2 separate regions of the Homo sapiens genome follow, and region 1 is linked to region 2. A link is a contact called in ENCODE Hi-C or POLR2A ChIA-PET data. All regions are on one chromosome and are shown on one strand. The core of a region is the stretch at or near the end of the contact, and the rest is flanking DNA. Distances in the headings are between cores, read along the strand shown.

What was found. Hi-C counts contacts between places; a loop is a spot of excess contacts on that map. ChIA-PET counts read pairs that join two places held with the same protein, here RNA polymerase II (POLR2A). Pooled maps may share reads with other maps.
Region 1: a loop to region 2 is called in a pooled map, with 3 times the contacts of the local background. The contact joins the promoter of PHLDB1 here to the promoter of UBE4A in region 2. A Hi-C loop is called at or near these places in 3 of 50 pooled maps. POLR2A ChIA-PET finds 5 or more read pairs at or near these places in 7 of 52 experiments (GM10248, GM12878, OCI-LY7 and 4 more).

What each region holds. Positions count from the first base shown.
Region 1 is chr11:118,605,566-118,609,031 of GRCh38, forward strand. PHLDB1 (pleckstrin homology like domain family B member 1) reads left to right here and starts at 2,050. Exons shown (of 23, transcript NM_001144758.3): 1 at 2,050-2,134. LOC124902765 (a long non-coding RNA gene) reads right to left here and starts at 2,946. Exons shown (of 2, transcript XR_007062908.1): 1 at 2,558-2,946; 2 at 1-1,623. RefSeq lists silencers at 2,542-2,631, 2,692-2,761 and enhancers at 2,889-3,183, 3,221-3,466.
Region 2 is chr11:118,357,418-118,361,236 of GRCh38, forward strand. UBE4A (ubiquitination factor E4A) reads left to right here and starts at 2,183. Exons shown (of 20, transcript NM_001204077.2): 1 at 2,183-2,257. RefSeq lists an enhancer at 2,120-2,189.

The DNA.
Region 1 (3,466 bases), core at 800-3,299, 250 kb after region 2:
AGCAGGCCTGGAAAGCTGTTTTCTGCTTTCTTTCCCTCTCTTCCTCCCCCTTTCCTGAGCTCCCAGCTGCTCGACCTCTTGCGTAACTGTGAGAGAGCGCTGAGTTTTTTGATGGGCTCCAGATGTGGAGCAGGGCGGAGATGGAGAGTGGGGGCGGTAGGTCTTTAGTCCCCTGAGTGCTCTAACTGTGGGAACATAGAGGCCTGACACAGCAGGGGAGAGGACACATTGCACAGCGCCTTTATCATAGGGTCAGCTGGTCCCTGTGTTGGGAGGTCAGTGAGAGAAGTTGGGTGCTGTTTCGACCCTCTGCCTCAGCATCCACTGCCTCCATGGCAGGCTTGATTATTCCCTGAAATTCCTCCTGCCCAGTACAGTAAAGAGGAGCTGGGGGCCGTGAAACAGAATGAAGTGAAAAGCCTCTGAGGTACTGCAATCTGGACCCCTCCCCTCAGTGCTGGGTCTTGGCACATGGGATACAACAGTTTGGGTTTTTTCCTTCTTCCTTTTTTTACATACCCAAATAGCCTGAATATTACTGTTGTGATCTGCCTCATGAAGGTTCATCAGAATTACTTTCATGACTTCAAACAGTATGAAGAGAGGAAAAACTAGAGTCTCGCTCCTCAAATCCTAGGACTTCCTGGTACCCACAGCATATTCTGGATCTTGAGTGTTCCACCTCCATTAGCTATAGCAGGTGGCAGCAAAGGGCGGCCTCTCCCCTCCCCCTCCTTGTCTGCTGCTTGGCCCCGGTCAGCTTCAGTCTCCAGCCGTGGGGGGTCCCCTGCTAAGGCCAGCCCTGTCAATGAGTGACCAGAGATTCCTGTAGTTCAGCCTCCTGCTGTTCCTGGGTTAGGGAGAGACGGCACAAACTAAACTCATTGAATTAGAACAGCACTTGTCCATCTCAAAGAGGATAAATTATTTTTTGCTATCCACCCCAGCTGGAATTTAGACCAGACTTACAGGCTTTCTGCTCCTTCCTTCAGTGAAGAAGAGTCTCCAGGGTCCCTCTAGTGCAGGTCAAAGAAGTCCAGTCCAGCTGAGTTCAGCTCCCTAGGGCCTCCCCAGCCAGTCTCCTGGACCAAGAGCTGGCTTTGCAAGGTAAGGATCCACTGTCAGCGTTGGATTTCGGAGTGGAGGTTGAGATGGAGAATGACTTCAACCTAGCTCAATTTGGGGGCTGCTTTTAGGTGTTTAGTGCCTCCTTCTCTTCCTTATTAACTCCCACTCCTACTACAGGTTGGTGTGCTCAATTGTATGTCTATAGCCTGCCTCCATCTCCCAATCTGTAATCCAGCAAGTCTGTCGGGGTGGAGGGGTGTGGAGCTCCATGGGGGCAAGATGATAATTCCATTCGGTTTTCCTGTGCTTTGGAGTTTGCATGACACTTTAACGAGTCTTCTTGTGCCTATCCTTAAGAAAGTCTGTGAAGCCTGATGTGCGTGGCTATCAATGTCATTTACAGCTCTTCATGGTGGGGCTTGGAATAGGGCGAGGGGAGGAGGTGACAGGGAGAAGACCTGGGTACCCTCAGTAGATGTTCTGGAGATGTTGAGAGCATGTTGTAGGGGCTTCGATTTGGGAGGTTCAGTGGGAGCCCGTGGAGGTTTCAGGCATCTAAGGCAAAAAGAAAGAGGGGAGAGTTTGGGGGAGGGAGAACGGATTGTCAAAAACACCCTCTCAAAAGCGTGTTAAAGCCTGGGAGTGGAGGGTGGTCTAGGAGAGTCGGGAGGGCAGGGTGGGAGGAGAGGGGGATGTGTGGTGGTGGTGGTGGTGGTGGTGGTGGTGGTGGTGGTGGTGGTGGTGGTGGTGGTGATGGTGGAGAGCCCAGCTGCAAAGATGAACAAAGCGGGCGCTGTGCAGGCTGGGGGAGGTGCTGCTGTGGGAAAGGGTGGGTGGGGGGACCTTGGGCTCCAGCCCCACAAGGGCGTCTTCTTTGGCTGGCCAGGCGGACGGGACGGGGGACGGGGGCGGGGACTGGCGGGAGGGGGGCGGGACAGGCTCGCTCTCCTCCTACTTAGCGAGCTCCCGGGGAAAAGCAACGGTGTCCTCCTAAGCCTGAGGCCACCGCGACCGAGCCGAGCCAGGCTAAGGGACCAGTGTCTCCCTGCCCCCCCCCCACCTCTAGGTAAGAGCGCCCCGTCCCACTACACTTGCGGGTCCCATTCGCTGCGGTGCTAGGACTGGATAAGGGGAAGTCCCCGGGGCCTGGCGAGAGCCCTGAGATCAGCTCTAGGCTAGGGAGCTCGGCAGAAACCCGTGGGGGAGAGAGGGCACCCCAGGTGAGTGCGTGGGGGCGAAAGGAGCGTTATGGGGAGTTTTCCTGTGAGCCTCTTGCTTTTGCCTTCCTCGGCCGCTGCCAACGCCACCGCCAGAGGGGGCCGTGACGCTCTCCCCCCCTTGGAGAAACTCTGATCCTGGCCCTATCCAGACTCTCCCGCCGGCACCCAGGCGGCCGGGCGGACACTCGCGGGGTATCGGGCGGCGAGCGCGCGCGCGGGTTTTCGTCCTCCAGCGCCCCACACCTCCCCCTCTCCGCCCACAGCAGGACCTTGGGGCGGGGGTATCTCCTGTGACGTCTCCCCGCCTGTCCCCAGGCCGGCCGCCTTGATGGACCAGGAAGGGATTCGGAGTCCGGCTCAGAGTCTTGAGCGTCTAGGAGGGCTGCCTGGGGGTGTCCAGGAGATGGGAAGCCCGCCTGGGGCCTCCCAGGCACTCCCCAAGGCCCCACGTCCTCGGGGGCCGGGGAGGCCGCCTGGGGCGCCTTGCCACGCCCGCGCGGTCCCTATTGGAATCCCTAGCGGAGTTCCCCGAGCGGAGGCTGACCCAAGTCATCCGGGCTCCCCCGGGATAGGGAAGTGCGGGCGGGCGGCTGGGTAGGGGCGCCGGCGCAGGGTGGCCGAGTCGCCCGCTAGCGCTTCCGCCGAGGCAGGCTCGAGTGGGGACTTGGCCGGGCGACCGCACAGCCCTGCCGGGGACCCACGGCTCTGGGGCGGGGCTGCATTCTGGGCCGTTAGCTCAGCGGTCCTGGAGCCTCCCGAGGCTGACTCATCGGGCGGCGGGCTCACCCCCCAGCCGTCAAACGCAAACGCAGGCGCCCCACCACGCCGGGCTCCCACGCGGCACACACGCACGCCTCCGCGACACTTCGCACACCTACGTCCCTGCGTCACGCCACCCAGACACACCCGGACCCGCCCACACGCCGAGGCCTTCCCACGCACTCCATGCCTTACGCCTCACAGGAAAGCGCCCCGCGCTCACGCAGCCCCTCACACCCGCAGCCCCGCTTACACGCGCCCCAGCTCACACATGCACCCCAGTCACACAGCCTACCTCACACACGCACCCCAGTCACACACACAACCCAGCTCACACACGTACCCGTCACACATGAGGCCCCAGCTCACACACGAAGCCCAGCTCACACACGCAGCCCCAGCTCTCACACACACACCCC
Region 2 (3,819 bases), core at 933-3,432:
CTCACTGCAACCTCTGCCTCCCAAGTTCAAGCGATTCTCCTGCCTCAGCCTCCCAAGTAGCTGAGATTACAGGCGCACATCCACATGATCAGCTAATTTTTGTATTCTTAGTAGAGACAGGGTTTCACCATGTTGACCAGGCTGGTCTTGAACTCCTGACTTCAAGTGATCTGTCCACCTCGGCTTCCCATAGTGCTGGAATTACAGGCATGAGCCACTGCACCCAACCCCATTTTAACTATTTTTAAGTGTACCATTCAATGGCATTAAATATATCCACAATGTGTAGCCATCATCACTACCCATTTCAGAAATTTTTCATCCTCCTAAACAGAAACTTGGTACCCATTAGACAATAACTCCCATTCGCCTCTCCCTCCAATCCCTGGTGACCTCTATTATACTTTCTCTCTCAAGGAATGTGCCTATTCTGTGTACCACATATAAACTGAATCATACACTATTTAGTCCTTTCTGTCTGGCTCGTTTCAGTTAGCATAACGTTTTCAAGGTTCATCAATGTTTCAGCGTGTATCAGAACTTCATTCTTTTTCAAGGCTGAATAAGTCATCTGTAGCTATATACCATATTTTGTTTATGCATTCATCTGTTAATGAACATTCTGGGTTATTTCTACCTTTTGGTTATTATGAATAGTGCTACTGTAAATATATGTATACAAGTATCTGAGTTCCTGCTTTCAGTTATTTTGAACATCTATATCAAAGCGGAATTGCTTGATCATGTGGTTATACTATGTTTAACTTTTTGAGGAATCATCAAACTGTTTTTCCAAAAAGTCTGGACTATTTAACATTGCCATCAGCAACGCATACGGTTTCAATTTCTCCACATCTGCCAACAATTACTTTCCTTTTTTTTTATAGTAGCCATCCTAGTAGGTATTAAGTGGTATCTCATGATTTTTTTTTTCATTTCCCTAAAGACTAGTGGTGTTGAGCACTCTTTCATATGCTTATCCACCATTTGTACAGTTGGCCTTCCATATCTGTGGGCTCTGCATCTGTGGCTTCAACCAACCATGAATTGGAAATATTCCAAAACAAATTTCATCTGTATTGAACATGTACAGACTTTTTGTCATTATTCCCTAAACAATACAACACTATTTAGATTTATGTTGTATTAGGTATTATAAGTGATCTAGAGATGACTTAGTCATCTCTAGGATGACACAGGAGGATGTGCATAGGTTATATGCAAATACTGCATCATTTTATGTAAGGAACTTGAGCATCCTTGGATTTTGGTACCCAAGGGGGTCCTGAAACAAATCCCCCACAGATACCAAGTGGATAGTCATTCTCTTGGAATGTATCTTCTTTGGAGAAATGTCTATTCAAGTCCTTTGCCCTTTTTTGAACTGAACTGTTTGGGGGTTTTTCGTTCTTGTAGTTCTTTACATATTCTAGAGATGAATCCTTTATCAGATATATGAGTTGCAACTATTTTCTCTCAATCTGTGAATTTTCACTTGCACAGCGCTTTTAACTCTTGAAAATTATGCTGCTTCTATTATTTATGTGTATCCCGATCTCTTGCCCTCGTGACCCGCCCGTCTCAGCCTCCCAAAGTGCTGGGACTACAAGGCGTGAGCCACTGTGCCTGGCCATCTATGTGTATCTCAAAACAACCTTGTAGGATGTATACTGTCTCCACTTTACAGATAAGAAAACTGAAATCCAATCAAAGATAGCACACTCCAAAGATTGCTCCAAAGACAGCACAACAATAACAAACTTGTAGTTGTTATTGCTGTTAGTGTTATCCCTTTGAATAATAGAGAGTAACAGAAGCTGCTTCAAAAAGGTCTAGGACTGGTGGGAAAATAAGAGAGCAGACCCCCAACAGAGGTTGCGAGCAGAGCCAGGGATCACAGAGTTTTATCTGCCCTCGGTACGCTGATTTCCAAAACCCAGCCTCATATTCTATACTCCAAAGCGCACTGCCAGGTGGGCCAACTCCAGCCCCCACAATCCGATGCCAAGGCCACTTCTTGCCACTTCCTGCCCGCCTCCAGCCCGCCCCTAACAAGCTAGCGCATGCGCTGTAGGACTATTTGCGCGCCGTTCCCCCCGGTGAGCCTGCACACCGTGCTTCCGGCGCGGAGATGAACTTCCACATGCCCCGGCGCTTGTTGATGACGTAACTTCCGGTTGCTGTGCTGAGTCGGAAGTGGGAACCCTTCGGCCGCTGAGATTCTGTCGTGTCGTCGCTGCTGGCACTTCAGGCTCTGGTAAGACAGGCAATAGCTTCAGGGGACGGGGTCGTTGACTTTGCGTTGTGATATTTTCTGCTGGTCCAATGCCACTTCAAGCCTGTTCACTCTTATCTTCTCCAAATTCCTTCTCCTATGCTTTGCTAACCAGGGACCTTCTCCTTCTTGAACTTCGACCCTGTCTGATTTGGAACCCCTTACAGTGCCCCAGCTTCTGATGTCTCTTTGTACATTTCTGTCCCCATCTTTGCCAAGCCCCTCCTGGAAGAGGCCGGAGCGCTATCATTGCATTATCTTTTGACTTAACTTTCTCTAGAACGTGCCCCGGGCGGGTGGATCTCCCTCCTTCCCGCGAATCCCTTATGGAGCATGGAAGGATAAAATATAAAGAGTAGATAACAAATAGGCAGATGCCAAGAAGATAAGATTAATCGTGAGTCGTAAGCAAACCAGTTCAATGCATACGTCAGGGTGTTGATAATTCTTAAGGCAGGTGATGAGTTCACCACAGATAACTCTTGGGGCACTCTGCTTCATGTTTCCTTGGGTTTAGAAGACACTTCTAAAATTGAGTGACCATGCCTCATGACCTTATATTTGATGAGCCTTCCTTTTAGGATCAGTTTTATGCCCTGACAGCAAGCATGTGTTTAGTCTCGCTGTCATTTACTGTTTTGGTCTCACGTGGAAGCCCACCTGCGATAAAATGGGATCCAAGAAGGACTGCTGTCTGCTTTTTGACTTGAGATCCTTCTAGGCTGCAGATAGATGTGTTGATGGAATTTGTTGCCACATTAGCATGGCCTGATAGTGTTAGGTGAAACATACGACAACGAAAATTGTTTCTTAATTTCTATTTTAAATTGATATTTTAATTTCTATTTTATATTGATATATGTATTATTTGCCAGGACACAGACCTTATGGGAGTATGATTTGATAGAGCTTGATTTTGACGATCCCAGTTTTACAAAGTGTTCCAGATATTTCTGTTGAAAAACAATACCAAGTCTGATGTTAACACACTTGTGTGTTCATGAGAGCTGACAGTGGTCTTAAAGGATTAGTGGTACTATTCATAAACAAAAGCTTGTATTAGGAGGAAGTGACAGAATTTTGTAGGACAGCTATTATAGATATAGATCTTTGCAGCAAGTGTATCAGAGTGAAACTTGTTTTCAAGGAGGATATATTTTAAAAGAATCAAATCCAAAAGCTTCTAAGGTTGGTAGCTGTACCATCCCAAAGTGTCTGACAACAGGATAGTGTTGTATCTCTGTATGGCAGTTGAAAATAGGAAAAAAAATACATACATATATGTATGTATATATGTGTGTGTGTGTGTGTGTGTATTTTTTTTTTTTTTTTTTTGAGACAGAGTCTGGCTCTGTCACCCAGGCTCTGCTCTGGAGTGCAGTGGCACGATCTCAGCTCACGGCAACCTCCATCTCCCAGTTTAAAAGTGATTCTCCTGCCTCAGCCTCCCAAGTAGTGGGATTACAGCCTGGCTAAGGTGTGGTGGTATGCGCCTGTAATCGCTTTTAGTGGAGACGGGGTTTCACCACATTGGCCAGGCTGGT